Regions from separate parts of the Homo sapiens genome. Here all the other regions are linked to region 2. Evidence: read pairs that join two places in POLR2A ChIA-PET (ENCODE). Cell type or tissue: GM12878. All regions are shown on one strand.

Evidence for each region. Peaks named below come from ENCODE experiments on the same cell type or tissue, not always from the same donor. Only the 100,000 strongest peaks of a DNase experiment are listed, where the experiment ranks them.
Region 1: POLR2A ChIA-PET joins it to region 2 with 5 read pairs; 2 of 35 experiments call an interaction of 5 or more read pairs at or near these places.
Region 3: POLR2A ChIA-PET joins it to region 2 with 5 read pairs; 2 of 35 experiments call an interaction of 5 or more read pairs at or near these places.

What each region holds. Positions count from the first base shown.
Region 1 is chr22:41,990,603-41,995,602 of GRCh38, forward strand. It overlaps SEPTIN3 (septin 3), which reads left to right. Exons shown (of 12, transcript NM_001363845.2): 8 at 971-1,066; 9 at 2,062-2,161; 10 at 3,688-3,739; 11 at 4,019-4,112. Among named protein-coding and RNA genes, the nearest start is that of WBP2NL, 5.7 kb to the right of the region's middle. In GM12878, no CTCF peak of the experiment used is centred here; no DNase peak of the experiment used is centred here; H3K27ac peaks cover 580 bases.
Region 2 is chr22:41,850,483-41,855,482 of GRCh38, forward strand. All of the region lies in intron 1 of SREBF2 (sterol regulatory element binding transcription factor 2), which reads left to right. Among named protein-coding and RNA genes, the nearest start is that of SREBF2-AS1, 18 kb to the left of the region's middle. In GM12878, no CTCF peak of the experiment used is centred here; no DNase peak of the experiment used is centred here; H3K27ac peaks cover 262 bases.
Region 3 is chr22:42,136,263-42,141,262 of GRCh38, forward strand. It overlaps the pseudogene CYP2D7. Among named protein-coding and RNA genes, the nearest start is that of CYP2D6, 8.0 kb to the left of the region's middle. RefSeq lists enhancers at 1-561, 562-1,149. In GM12878, no CTCF peak of the experiment used is centred here; no DNase peak of the experiment used is centred here.

The DNA of each region.
Region 1 (5,000 bases), 140 kb after region 2:
GGGTGTGGTGGCGGGTGCCTGTAGTCCCAGCTACTCAGGAGGCTGAGGCAGGAGAATGGCATGAACCCGAGAGGCGGCGCTTGCAGTGAGCTGAGATCGTGCTACTGTACTCCAGCCTGGGCGACAAAGTGACACTCTATCTCAAAAAAAAAAAAAAAAAAAAAAAGAAACTTACAATTGGCTGGGGGCGGTGGCTCACGCCTGTAATCCCAGCACTTTGGGAGGCCAAGGCGGGTGGATCACCTAAGGTCAGGAGTTCGAGACCAGCCTGGCCAACATGGTGAAACCCCATTTCTACTAAAAATACAAAAATTAGCTGGGCGTGGTGGCATATGCCTGTAAGCCCAGCTACTAGGGAGGCTGAGGCAGGAGAATCACTGGAACCCGGGAGGTGGAGGTTGTAGTGAGCCAAGATCGCACCACGGTACTCCAGCCTGGGCAACAGAGCAAGACTCGGTCTCAAACAAACAAACAAACAACAAACAAACAAAACTTATAATCAAATAGAAAATGAAGAGGTCCTGGATGGTTTCCTGGAGAAGGCAAGACTTAAGTCGACCTTGAAAGAGGGCAAACAGTCTCGGAGTAGGGGGAGCCTCACCTTTCTTCCTTCCAATCAGGAATATAACATGCAGGGGTCTGAGCACTCCCCAGTGGGCTCACCTGTGCTGCTTGTGTAAATCCCAGTCTCGCGGACCCTGAGATGAGCAAGCTGGTTGCGAGGCGCCTGGGACCTGAAGTTGCACCTCCTGGCCTCTTCCTCCTCTCAGGCTAGGTTGTAATTGTATAGCTGGGGCTTGCATTTATTCACCATCTTCCTGCTGCTCAGGGTCTCAGAGTTCAGAGATGACTGTGGATTATCCAAGGCTGGATTTGGCTCTCTGACCTCAGCTCACGCACACAGGTGCACACACCCCTCTTTTCCATTACCCTGACACTTGACTACCTTGTTTCTTCTCCTCGCCTCTAGGTTCGCAAGGAGCTTGAAGTAAATGGCATTGAATTCTACCCCCAGAAGGAATTTGATGAGGATTTGGAGGATAAGACGGAGAATGACAAAATCAGGGTGGGTGCCTGGGGCACTGCTCCTCCACTGATGCCCCCTTGCGACCTCTGGGATGTGTATTGTGCACGTCCTCTGTCTGTCTTTTCCCTTTCTGTACTCCCCCCAACCTTGCCTGACCCAGACCAGAAGTGACATAGGGGGATGGGGAGGACTATGGCCCTGGACTGTGAACCCACAGAAGGGCTCCCTGTACCCAGAAAGCCTTCTATCCCCAGACCACATAAAAGCCTCCTTTTCCCCAACAAGGTCTGGCAAAAACAGTATTTGGGGTGATGGGAGGGGCAGCAGGCAGGAAGAGCATCAGGCTGGGGTCCAGGAGGATCTATGCTGTGGTCAGACCCTGCCTTAGTTTCCCCTCTATGAAATGCAGGGGTTAGACTGAGTGGCTTATAGGCTTCCCCCGCTAGAATAACTTAAAAAAATTAAATTGGCTGGGCGTGGTGACTCATGCCTGTATCCCAGCACTTTGGGAGGCCTAGGTGGGAGAATCGCTTGAGCCCAGGAGTTCACGACCAGCCTGGGCAACATGGCAAAAACTTATCTCTACAAAACCTGCAAAAATTAGCCAGGCATGGTGGCGCATGCCTGTAATCCCAGCTACTCGGGAGGCTGAGGCAGGAGAATTGCTTGAAGCCAGGAGGTGGAGGTTGCAGTGAGTTGAAATTGTGCCATTGCACTCCAGCCTGGGCAACAAGAGCGAACTCTGTCTCAAAAAAGAAAGTACAAAGCGCTCTGCAGCTGAAGGAGAGCTGATTCCTGAGGTTAACCAGTGAGGCAGTGGTACAATTGGGACTAGACCCAGGACTCTTCAATCTCAGTCGGGTGCTCTTTTCAAGAGACTGAGCCTTGCCCTTGCCATCAGTAGTATCTCTGAATGAGCATCAGAAGTGTGTGGTTCAAGGCTAGAGGACCATATGCCATCCTGCTCCTGAAAGTCCAGGTTGTTGGAGGATGACGGTGCACATGTGTCTGGTTTGTGTTTCTGCCCCGTGCAGCAGGAGAGCATGCCTTTTGCTGTGGTGGGAAGTGACAAGGAGTACCAAGTGAATGGCAAGAGGGTCCTCGGCCGAAAAACTCCATGGGGGATCATCGAAGGTAATTCACTGCATCTTCTGGAAGAACTGGTTGCTGATCAGTTATCCAGTCACCATTTATTAAGCATCTATAGGTCAAGGCACTGTCTCAGGACATATGAAATGAATGCCAGCCAGATTCTGCCCATAAGGAGCTTACAGTCTCATTGAGAAGACGATGCTCACAGGCAGGAGTAACAAGAGACTGATTTAGCACCTGACTGGGTGGCACTGACTTAGCGCATCAAAGGAGTTCAGAACATGGAGAGATTAGTAAGGCCTGGAAAAACTGGAGAAAGGTTTTCATAGGAAGGGGGATGTGATCTGACAAACTGCCGGAGGGTTGTTCAGGTGTTGCCATTTCCATTTTATTATGAATGGATGTGACCCTGGGCGGGTCTTGATGATTCTGAAAGTGGTCAAAGAATCACTTTAATGATTTCATTCAATATGATAACCCTATGAAGGGAGGAGAGCGGGTGCTCCTGTTCTCAGAGTATAAGCTACCAAAGCACCGGAAGCTCAGGTTAAAAGCCTTGTCCAAAGCACATAACTTGTTAGTGGTGAAACTTGATTTCAGACTCAGATTTTTTTTTTTTTTGAGACGGAGTCTCACTCTGTCATCCAGGCTGGAGTGCAGTGGCGCAATCTCAGCTCACTGCAACCTCTGCCTCCCAGGTTCAAGTAATTCTTCTGCCTTAGTCTCCCAAGTATCTGGGACTACAGGTGCGGACCCCGATTTTTGTATTTTTTATTTATCCCCAAAAATTAGCCCAGCTAATTTTTGTATTTTTCGTAGAGATGGAGTTTTGTCATGTTGGTCAGGCTGGTCTTGAACTCCTGACCTCAGGTGATCCATTTGCCTTGGCCTCCCAAAGTGCTGGGATTACAGATGTGAACCACCATGCCTGGTGATTTTATTTTTATTTTTAATAGAGGTGGGGGTCTCACTGTGTTACCCAGGCTGATCTCAAACTCCTGGGCTCCAGTAATCCTCCTACCTTGGCCTCCCAAAGTGCTGGGATTACAGGCATGAGCCACAGCGCCTGGCCCCATGTCTTAATCCTCATTCTGTTCCAACAGTGCTTGGCCAATGATTTGCAAATACTAGGTATTCAATATATGTTGAATTGGATTTGTCATGTAGTGCATGACCTTTTTAAAATGGCTCAATTATTATTTTCTCTGTGTTACTTCCAACCGGATTATAAGCTTCTGAAGAATGGGAAGTGTATCTTAGGCCTTGGCCAGTTTCTCAGACTTGGTATTAGTTTTCTCTTCTATAAAATGGTAAAAATTATAGTCCCTCTTGGCTATTATGCCACAGCGTCTAGAAGGATGTCGTGCCCATTGTAGCTGCTTAATATTTGTTCAATGAATCAAATCCAGTACACCCAAGTGAGCAAATCTCTGGAAGGGTTACAAAAAATGACCTGTCCCATAGCTTTCTCCTAAATGCCTCCGTGACCCAAACAGAAGCTCACCTCCTGGGTGTTGCTGTATTAATGAACTGACTACCTGTTTTGCTTTGTTTTGTTTTGTTCATAGTGGAAAACCTCAACCACTGTGAGTTTGCCCTGCTTCGAGACTTTGTCATCAGGTAAGATGTCTCCCCTCCAGCTGTCCAGACAGCAGGTTGAATTATTTGGGGTCAGGGTCTATCTGTTCAGATTCACCTCCTGCATCTCCAGGTCTCTCTGACAGAGCTTTCTGCCCCAGTTCCAGCTCCTGTTGCAAAATGGAAGGTGCTGTAGAAGAATCCTTAGCTCCTGGGAGTGGTTCCCATTCACTGGGTCCAGTCCCTCGAAGTGATGTGTGTCACCGCCTCCTCTTCCTGCCCCTAATTGCAGCCCTCTTCTTCTCACCCTGTGTCCTCTAGGACCCACCTCCAGGACCTCAAGGAAGTGACACACAACATCCACTATGAGACTTACAGGGCCAAGCGGCTCAATGACAATGGAGGCCTCCCTCCGGTGAGCGTGGACACAGAGGAAAGCCACGACAGTAACCCATGACGACCACTTCTCTGTGTCATCACACATACCCACTTCACACACACACATCCCAAATACCACCACCAACCACCTTCTTCCTCTCAACTCTGTCCCACAGGCCTGTCTGGTATTTGTGGAGCATCTTGTCTGTGTGTGTGTGTGTGTGTGTGTGTGTGTGTGTGTGTGTGACAGAGAGAGAGCGAGAGAGCCTGTGTGTGTGCATGCAGGGGTGAGGTATTTTCACTGCCCTCCCTGGAGAGTCCCTTGTAAGTTTGGCTCCTCCATGCCTGTCCATTATCTGTCTCCTTTCCTTGTGTCCCAAAACAAAGCTGTTTGCCTCACTCAGGAGATCTGGGGGAGGTTTCATTTAAAAGTGCTGGGAGCAGGTGAGCCACAGGCAACTCTTCTCTCGGAACCTGCACACAAACTGGGGCTATAGAGATTCTCCAAGGACAGATGGCAGTGGAGCTAGACCTGAGTAGGGGGCAGGGAGTTCAGGACAACCCTCCTGTAAGTTGGGGGTGGTCTGGGGGTAAGGCTGGGGCTTCCTGGGAAAAGGAAGGCCATGAGAAGGCAGAGAAGTAGGCCAGAGCTGGGTTCTTGCAGAAAGCATCAGTGCCTACAAATGGAGCTCCACCCTTCAGTCTGTGTCGTGTTCAGTGTCACAAAGCTACCACCTGTCACCAGAGCCTACTGCTGCTCTCCACTCAACTGGCCTCTGCTGCCAGGCCACTGCCTGTCTCTGCTTCCGACTTTGTCTTCTTTCTCCCTTTCCCTCCTTCCCTCATACATTGCTTTCTCTCCCTCTCCTGCGTGTCTCTGACATCTCTCACTTCCTTTTAGATGAATCTACTTTAGGTTCATTCC
Region 2 (5,000 bases):
AAGTGCCCCTCCACACAGCCCCAAATCTCCTTTGTTGTCACTCCGAGTCTGTCTTACAGCTTTTCCCCAAGTTGTGATGAGCATAAATGTAAAATCCAAGAAATGTTTATTTTGTAAGGGGAAAAAAGTGTGGGTAGAGGAGAGACTCAGACAAACCTAAATATAGATATAAATTCAAATCTCAGTTCAGCCACTTTGTAGCTTATGTAGGGGGCTTTGGCAAATTATCTAATTTCTTTGAATCTTAGATTCCTCACTTTTTTCTTTCTTTTTGTTTTTTTTGAGATAGCCTCTGTCCCCTGGGCTGGAGTACAGTGGAGAGATCTTGGCTCACTGCAACCTCTGCCTCCAGGGTTCAAGTGATTCTCCTGCCTCAGCCTCCCGAGTAGCTCGGATTACAGGTGCCCACCACCACGCCCAGCTAATTTTTGTATTTTTGGTAGAGATGGGGTTTCACCATGTTGGCCAGGCTGGTCTTGAACTCCTGACCTCAAGTGATCCGCCCACCTCGGCCTCCCAAAGTGCTGGGATTACAGGCGTGAGCCACCAAGCCCGGCCAGTTTCCTCACTTTTAAAACATAATAATATTGGTCTCAGGGTTGATATAACGTACTAAGTGGGTATCAGTGGTAGCTACTTTTATGTTGTCCTCATGGAGGACATGAATGAATTTAATTTCAGTAATATTACCTTCTGTACTGGTAATATTTATTCTGTAAATAAAATATAAATATGCTTTCTACCCAGAAAATAAGTTTATTAGCTTTGTCACTTCATTGGTTTTGTTCTTAAATATCAATAGTGCAACCACTGGCTTTTATTCAAAGGTTTAATTGGAATCTAACCTGGGGATTTTCCCCTTTTTAAATTTATGTTTAAAAAAAAAAACTATGGAAAGTCGGCATGGTCTGGGCTGCTTGGGAGCCTGAGGCAGGAGGATCACTTGAGTCCAGGAATTTGAGACTCTCCTGGGCAACATAGTAAGGCCCTGCTTCTTTTAGTCTTTTTGTTTGTTTGTTTGTTTTTTTGAGATGAAGTCTTGCTCTTGTCCCCCAGTCTGGAGTGCAATGGCGCGATCTCGCCTCACTGCAACCTCCACCTCCCGGGTTCAAGCGATTCTCCTGCCTCAGCCTTCCAAGTAGCTGGGATTACAGGTGCGTACCACCACGCCCAGCTGATTTTTTGTATTTTAAGTAGAGAGAGGGTTTCACCCTGTTGGCCAGGCTGATCTTGAACTCCTGACTGCAGGTGATCCACCCGCCTCGGCCTCCCAAAGTGCTGGTATTACAGGCATGAGCCACCGCACCCAGCCAATAAGGCCTTGCTTCTAAAGACACTTTAAAAAAAAAACAAAGCGGCCGGGCGCGGTGGCTCACGCCTGTAATCCCAGCACTTTGTGGGGCCAAGGGGGGTGGATCACAAGGTCAGGAGATCAAGACCATCCTGGCTAACACGGTGAAACCCCGTCTCTACTAAAAAATACGAAAAATTAGCCGGGCATGGTAGCGGATGCCTGTAGTCTCAGCTACTTGGGAGGCTGAGGCAGGAGAATGGTGTGAACCCGGGAGGTGGAGCTTGCAGTGAGCAGAGATTGTGCCACTGCACTCCAGCCTGGGCGATAGAGAGAGACTCCATCTCAAACAAACAAACAAACAAAAGGCAAACCTATGGGGACCTGGCCTGGGAGTGAAGGAGGGAGGGAGGCAGGGAGGGAGGAAGGAAAAAACCAGAAAAAAAAAGTGAAAAAATTAAATACATTTTATTATGTGCTTGATGTATTTTTCTGTGTATTGATATATATCCATCAGTTTGGATTATTCCCATATTTACAATTAAGTAACTGAGTCTCAAGGAAATTAATTAATTTTTCAAAGATAGCACAGTGATTACATTATTGGAGTCACAGCCACTTCTCTTTGAATTTAATCGTGACATCTCCATTCAGTTTGGCCTTGCAAAACGGGCCTTGGTTTAGCTTTTTGACATCTTGCCTTTCTCCTTAAATCTGATCCCTTGTCACTCTTTTTTTATTTTTTTGTTTTTTCCTCTCCTGACTTTCATCTGAAACCCTGAACCCTACAGGCCATGGGAGATGACCTGTTTCCCAGTTTTGGTCACTTTTTGGGCCATATTTATAACCAAAACTCTTATTTAACCAGTTTTCAGAAAATTCTCAGCTTCTTCATCAATTGATGAAGTTATCTGACTGACTTTTTATTCCAGCCATTCTCATACTCTCAGAATGATTTTTTTTTTTTTTTTTTTTTTTTTTTTTTTGTGGTAGATGGAGTTTTGCTCTTTTTGCTCTTTTTGCCTAGGCTGGAGTGCAGTGGCACAGTCTCAGCTCACTGCACCCTCCACCTCCTGGGTTCAGGTGATTCTTCTGCCTCAGCCTCCCAAGTAGCTGCAGGCATGTGCCACCATGCCCAGCTAATTTTTTTATTTTTAGTAGAGACGGGGTTTCACCATGTTGGCCAGGCTTGTCTCGAACTCCTGACCTCAAGTGATCCACCCGCCTTGGCGTCCCAAAGTGCTGGGATTACAGGCATGAGCCACTGTGCCCGGCCAGTGATTCTTAATTAGTTCATGATATTTTGGAGTTCTAGGCAGGACAGCAGCCTCTGCCTCCTCAACCCCATGTAAACCAGAATGAGCAACTGCTGGGCTGGAGGAGCTCTCCTTCTTAGAGCATTGTGGGACAACTTGCTATGAGTTCTCCTTCATTTTTTCATTTCACCACCATGAGTTGTAGGGCCCTTTGTGCTTTGGCCCCTAACAACTTGCCCAGTATGGTGCCCTGCCCATCACCCATTGTCTTCAACAACCTATCATGCAGCTCCATGTCTCCCTGCCTTGGCTCTTGAGGTTCCCTGGCCTAGACTGTACTTTGCATCCTGATCAGCCTTCAATCCAACTCCTTCAGGGAACTATTGACTTGCTGGATTCTGTGATTTTGTCATGTTCCCTGTGTCTCTTTGGTGTCTTGCAGATGCACATCTCTGCTGTGACAATCTTCACAAACCATATTGTGATCCTTTCACTAACTCTTTGAGGTCAAGGACTAATTTATTATCTCTGTGCCTGGTACACAGTGGATGCTTAACCCGTTGAAATCCTTCTGTATTTACATACTTACCTCCCTAAAAGTGAAAGCTTTGCAGAAATTACATAGATCTGTCCAGATTTTCCAGGCTAGTCTAACTTTTAAAAATATCTTATTCCATTATGAGGTGAAACATCCCTTCTAGTTTCTGGTTCAGAAAGCATGATCGGTCAGGTGCAGTGGCTCACGCCTGTAATCCCAGCACTTTGGGAGGCCGCGGCAGGTGGATCACAAGGTCAGGAGATCAAGACCATCCTGGCTAACACGGTGAAACCCCGTCTCTACTAAAAATACAAAAAATTAGCTGGGCGTGGTGGCGGGCGCCTGTAGTCCCAGCTACTCGGGAGGCTGAGGCAGGAGAATGGCGTGAACCCGGGAGGCGGAGCTTGCAGTGAGCTGAGATCACGCCACTGCACTCCATCCTGGGCGACAGAGCGAGACTCCATCTCAAAAAAAAAAAAAAAAGAAGAAAGCATGATCACCATTTTTATAAGTTGCATGAAAGTTGCTATTGAGAGCATTTCAGTGAGTCAGTGCCAGTTTTTTTGTTGTTGTTGTTTTGTGTTTTGTGTTTTTTTGTTTTTGTTTTTGTTTTGAGATGGCGTTTCACTCTTGCCACCCAGGCTGGAGTGCAGTGGCGCGATCTCGACTCACTGCAACCCCTGCCTCCCAGGTTCAAGTGATAACTGCCTCAGCCTTCCGAGTAGCTGGGATTACAGGCACCCACCCCCACACTCAGATAATTTTTATATTTTTAGTAGAGATGGGGTTTCACCATGTTGGCCAGGCTAGTCTCGAACTCCTGACCTCAGGTGATCCACCCGCCTCGGCCTCCCAAAGTGCTGAGATTGCAGGGGTGAACCACCATGCCCGGCCTGGCTTTTGTTTTTTAATACCAGTATGCTTGGTGCTTGAAGCGGTACAGGGAAAGGAACATTTTCTCCATGCACTCATAGAACACAAGACATAAGAAAAACATCTTTAAGATTTATTTATTTAGAATCCGGGGGTGGTGGCTCATTCCTATAATCCCAGCACTTTGGGAGGCTGAGGCGGGCAGATCACTTGAGGCCAGGAGTTCAAGACCAGCCTGGCCAACATGGTGAAACCCGGTCTCAACTGAAAATACAAAAATTAGCCGGGTTTGGTGGTACGTGCCTGTAATGCCAGCTACTCAGGAGCCTGAGGCTTGAGAATTGCTTGAACGTGGGAGGCGGAGGTGGAGCCAGAGGCTGCAGTGAGCTGAGATCACACCACTGCACTCCAGCCTGGGCGACAGAGTGAGACTCTGTCTCAAAAAATAATAAAATAAAATTTATTTATTTAGTGACCTTGTCTCACTTTGTTGCCTAGGCCGACCTTGAATTCCTAGGTTCAAGCGATCCTCCCATCTTAGCCTCCCGTGTAGCTGGACCAACAGGCATGTGCAGCATTAAAAAAAAAAAAAAAACTTACTATGTGTAATATAGCAAAGTTTTTTAAAAGTTAAAAACATAGCCTTGAACTAAAACATCATGAGCACATGTCAGAAATTTATTAACATTGTTAATGAAGATAACAGGATGACAAATGGATCAAAGGAGACTGCAAGAAACTGATATTTACATAGAAAAAAGAATGCAGGAATAAGATTGCAAATTTAAATACAAAACTAGGGCCAGATTCCGTGGTTCATGCCTGTAATCTCAGGACTTTGGGAGACTGAGGCGAGTGGATCACTTGAGGTCAGGAGCTGAAGACCAGCCTAGCCAACATGGTTAAATTAAACTTCGTCTACTAAAAATACAAAAATTAGCTGGGTGTGGTGGCGGGCACCTGTAGTCCCAGCTACTTGGGAGACTGAGGCGGGAGAATTGAAACTGGGAAGTGGAGGTTGCAGTGAGCCAAGATTGTGCCA
Region 3 (5,000 bases), 290 kb after region 2:
TATCCCAGGAGGGAGAGCAGGTGAAGTCCCCAGGGGAGGAAGCACCTAGCCCCATTCCTGCTGAGCAGGAGGTGGCAGGTACCCCAGACTGGGAGGTAAGGACAGCCCGGGGCTTCGACTGAACGTCTCCAGCGTGGGTCCAACTGAGCAGCCATGGAGCACTGCAGAGTGGGAGGCAGCAGGGCAGGGAGGCAGTGCTGGAGGCTGGCTCAACCCCAAGACCAGCAGGCCAAGCTGCCATCCCAGGGGAGCGAGGACGTCTGTGCAGAGCTGAGAGGCAGCAGCCATGTGTGAACAGACTGGGCCTCATCCTGGCCCCACCGACTTTGTGTGGACAGAGCCTGTTTCCCTGTCTGTGCAACACAGAACCTGCCTGATCTCACTGCTGGATCCCTCTTCTTCCTGCCAGGAAAATAAAAAGGTTCAAAAGGAAGTTGCTGCGTATCCATCTGGTAAGACCACTGACCCAGCGTGCTGCAGGGGGCTGCTTCCACCCTGCTTCTCAGTGACTGCCAGGGTCACAGACACCCCAGCCCTTTCCCACCTTCCTGACCTGGGGAGGGGAGGGGAGGGAAGCAGCCCAGGAGTCAGGTGCCTTGACCTTCCTGGGAGCCTCCTTGGGTGGGCAGGAACTCTGGGCCACTCCCCTGAGCTGGCTGCATCCCTACCTTTCACCACAGCTGACCTGGCCCCGGGGCATCTCAGAGGGAGGGTTGGTTGCTCCCAGGAGGGGACTCACAAGGCTGCCTGTTTCTACTTTGCAGAGGCCTCTGAGGACAGCAAAGAGCAAAGGCCCTGGGACCGGGTCTACGTGCCCATGACAGAGCTCTGGCTGGACTGGTTCTGAGCCTCTAACACCCCCAAGACTCAGAACCGTGAAGAAAATCTTTCCAATAAATCCAAGAGTTGCTGCTGCTATAGGCCAGGCTGCCACCTTTCGGGGCCTCCGTCTTCAGACAAACCCAGCCTGGCTTCATCCACACTCCCTGTCCCCACAGCTGCAGGAACAGCACTTCCTGCCACCGAGCCGTGTGACCACAGTGGATTGTCTCTGGAGGGGCCCAAGGGGGCCCTGGCCACCCTTCTGACTGACTCGGTGCCAGGGGACAGACCAACGTCCCTCTCGTGCTGACAGCCGGGCCGCACCCTGGCATGAGGGCATTTACAGAAATGCTGGCGGAACTGCTGCCAGGGAGGCTGTAGGGTCCTCTGGCAAAAGAGGCCTCAGGTGGCTCCTCAGAGTGTCTGTGGTTCTCTGTCCCAGGCTGTTCCCTAAGAAGGTCTGCCCAGGACTCAGGTAATCATATGCTCATTAGAAACTCTTGGGCACTGCCTGTGTGCCCAGCCCAGCCCATTATGTCGGTGAGGACAGACGTGGAGGACAGCAGTCCCTGCCCTTGGTTGGGGCTCCAGGCCAGCAAGGGCCACAGCCCCAGAAGGCAGAGCAGGAAGACAGGACTCGGGGCAGGTGAAGCAGCCTTCTCGTTGGCAGAAGGGAAACAGAAGCCCGGGGTGGGGAAGGGTGGGGAAGGGTGGGGAAGGGTGGGCCCGGGGTCACACGGGGTAATGGCAGAGCAAGGACTAGGGTCAGGGTCTCTGGCTCTCAGCTGCCCATGCCACCTCCTCCTTCTCTGCCCGCCCCAGTGCCTTATGGGTCCAAGGTTGACTCCTGTCCCTAGGGCAGGCCTGTGGGCCCTGCCTGATCCCTACTGGGAGGATGGTACCTAGGGTTGGAGCCAAACAAGTGTCCTCCTCCAGCGCCAGCCTGGCCCTGAGTGCGAACTCGTCACTGGTCAGGGGTCCAGACAGCAGCATCCCTGAGGGCCCAGAGAGGTGGCCAGTCCTGTGGTGAGGTTGAGAGGTGTCAACGTGCTGGTGGTCCTCGCTCGCTCTCAGCGCCTCCTCGGCCTCAGCTTCTGCTCTGACCACACTTGAGGAGCCCTTCAGCCCAGCGCTGCACTGTGGGAGCCCCTCTCTGGACTGGTGGAGGCTGGAGCCGGCTCCGTCTGCTTGCGGGGAGGTATGGAGGGAGAGGCGTGTGCGGGAACCTGGGTTGCTCGCGGGCCAGCACCAGTTCTGGGTGGGCAGGGGCTCAGCGGGCCCTGCACTCGGAGCGGCCGGCTGGTGCCTCTGGCCCCAGGCAGTGAGGGGCTTAGCACCTGGGCCAGCAGCTGCAGAGGGGGCACCGGGTCCCCCAGTACTGCTGGCCTGCCGGCGCTCACCACACTTGAATTGTCGCCAGGCCTCAGTCACCTCCCCGCGGGGCAGGGCTCAGGACTTGCAGCCTGCCATGCCCAAGCCTCCCTACGGTGGGCTCCCTGCGAGGCCCGAGCCTCCCGGATGGGTGCCTCCCACTGCTCCACGGCACCTGGTCCCGTCCACTGCCCAAGGGCTGAGGAGTACAGGTGCCCGGTGTGGGACTAGCAGGCAGCTCTGCCTGTGGCCCTGGCATAGGATCCACTAGGCGAAGCTGGCTGGGCTCCTGAGTCAGGTGGGGACTTGGAGAACTTTTATGTCTAGCCAGAGGATTGTATATGCACCAATCAGCACTCTGTGTCTAGCTCCGGGTTCGTGCATGCACCAATTAGCACTCTATCTAGCTAATCTGGTGGGGACTTGGGGAACCTTTATTTCTAGCTAAAAGATTGTAAATACACCAATCAGCACTCTGTGTCTAGCTCAAGGTTTGTAAACACACCAGTCAGCACCCTGTGTCTAACTCAAGGTTTGTAAACGCACCAATCAGTGCTCTCTGTCTACTCTATCTAGCTAATCTAGTGGGGACTGGGACAACCTTTATGTCTAGCTAAGGGATTGTAAATACACCATTCAGCACTCTGTGTCTAGCTCAAGGTTTGTAAATATACCAATCAGTACTCTGTGTCTAGCTCAGGGATTGTAAATGCACCAATCAGCTCTCTGTAAGTGGACCAATCCACTGTCTGTAAAATGGGCCAATCAGCAGGATGTGGGTGGGGGTCAGATAAGGGAATAAAAGCAGGCTGCCTGAAGTAGCAGCGGCAACCTGGTTGCCATCATTCTTTTGCTGTTTGCAGTAAGTCTTGCTGCTGCTGCTCCCTCATTGGGTCCACACTGCCTTTATGAGTTGTAACACTGGAAGGACTGCAGTTTCACTCCTGAGGCCAGTGAGACCACAAACCCACCAGGAAGAATGAACAACTCCGTACGTGCAGCCTTAAGAGCCGTAACACTCACTGTGAAGGTCTGCAGCTTCACTCCTGAAGCCAGCAAGACCACGCACCCACCAGAAGGAAGAAACTCTGAACACGTCTTAACATCAGAAGGAACAAACTCTGAACACACCATCTTTAAGAACTGTAACACTCACCGTGAGGGTCCACGGCTTCATTCTTGAAGTCAGTGAGACCAAGAACCCACCAATTTTGGACACAAGGTGACAGGCTGAGGGCGGTGGCTCGGTCCTGGGTTTTCCTGGGGCCTTCCCAGGGAATGTTCTGGCACCTGCCGACTGAGCCCTGGGAGGTAGCCCTGGCATATAGCTCCCTGACATGATTTGTCTTCCATTTTGGGGTGTCATATATGAAGGGAGGTGACTGTTGTGATGGTGCTGGCAGGACTGCTGTCCCTGATGTGGGGTGGGCTGAGTTAGGCCTGAAATATGGGCCTCCAGGCTGAGTCCTGCCCTCTCCACCACATCCAGGGCTGACTGACACCTCTAGTCAGCCCATTCTGGCCCCTTCCCCACATGCCAGGACAATGTAGTCCTTGTCACCAATCTGGGCAGTCAGAGTTGGGTCAGTGGGGGACATGGGATTATGGGCAAGGGTAACTGACATCTGCTCAGCCTCAACGTACCCGTCTCAAATGCGGCCAGGCGGTGGGGTAAGCAGGAATGAGGCAGGGGTGGGGTTGCCCTGAGGAGGATGATCCCAACGAGGGCGTGAGCAGGGGACCCAAGTTGGAACTACCACATTGCTTTATTGTACATTAGAGCCTCTGGCTAGGGAGCAGGCTGGGGACTAGGTACCCCATTCTAGCGGGGCACAGCACAAAGCTCGTAGGGGGATGGGGTCACCAGAAAGCTGACGACACGAGAGTGGCTGGGCCGGGGCTGTCCGGCGGCCACGGAGAAGCTGAAGTGCTGCAGCAGGGAGGTGAAGAAGAGGAAGAGCTCCATGCGGGCCAGGGGCTCCCCGAGGCATGCACGGCGGCCTGTGGGGAGGGGAGGGGCGTCAGTGAGCCTGGCTCCTGGGTGATACCCCTGCAAGACTCCACGGAAGGGGACAGGGAGCCGGGCTCCCCACAGGCACCTGCTGAGAAAGGCAGGAAGGCCTCCGGCTTCACAAAGTGGCCCTGGGCATCCAGGAAGTGTTCGGGGTGGAAGCGGAAGGGCTTCTTCCAGACGGCCTCATCCTTCAGCACCGATGACAGGTTGGTGATGAGTGTCGTTCCCTGGGCAGGAGATGCAGGGTGAGAGTGGGGACTGGACTCTAGGATGCTGGGACCCCTGCCACCAAACACACGGGGGACACACACTGCCTGGCACACAGCTGGACTCTGTCAACTAGTCCTGCGCCCGAGAAGCTCCACAGTACCCTCTCCGACCCCACAGCAGGGCGCAGTCACACCTCTCAGAGGCACCCACACTGCCCCCTCTCCCTGCAGGCGCTGGGTCCTCCAACATTCTGGCAGGTCCTGATTTGTCTTCCCCACTAGACGGGGGCTCTGGATGGACAGGCCAGCCCTGCCTATACTCTGGACCCCCCATCCAAGCGGGGACAGTCAGTGTGGTGGCATTGAGGACTAGGTGGCCAGGGTTCCTAGAGTGGGCCCACCTGGCAGTAGCCATGCTGGGGCTATCACCAGGGGCTGGTGCTGAGCTGGGGTGAGGAGGGCGCCAGGCCTACCTTAGGGATGCGGAAGCCCTGTACTTCGATGTCACGGGATGTCATATGGGTCACACCCAGGGGGACGATGTCCCCAAAGTGCTGCACCTCGTGAATCACGGCAGTGGTGCA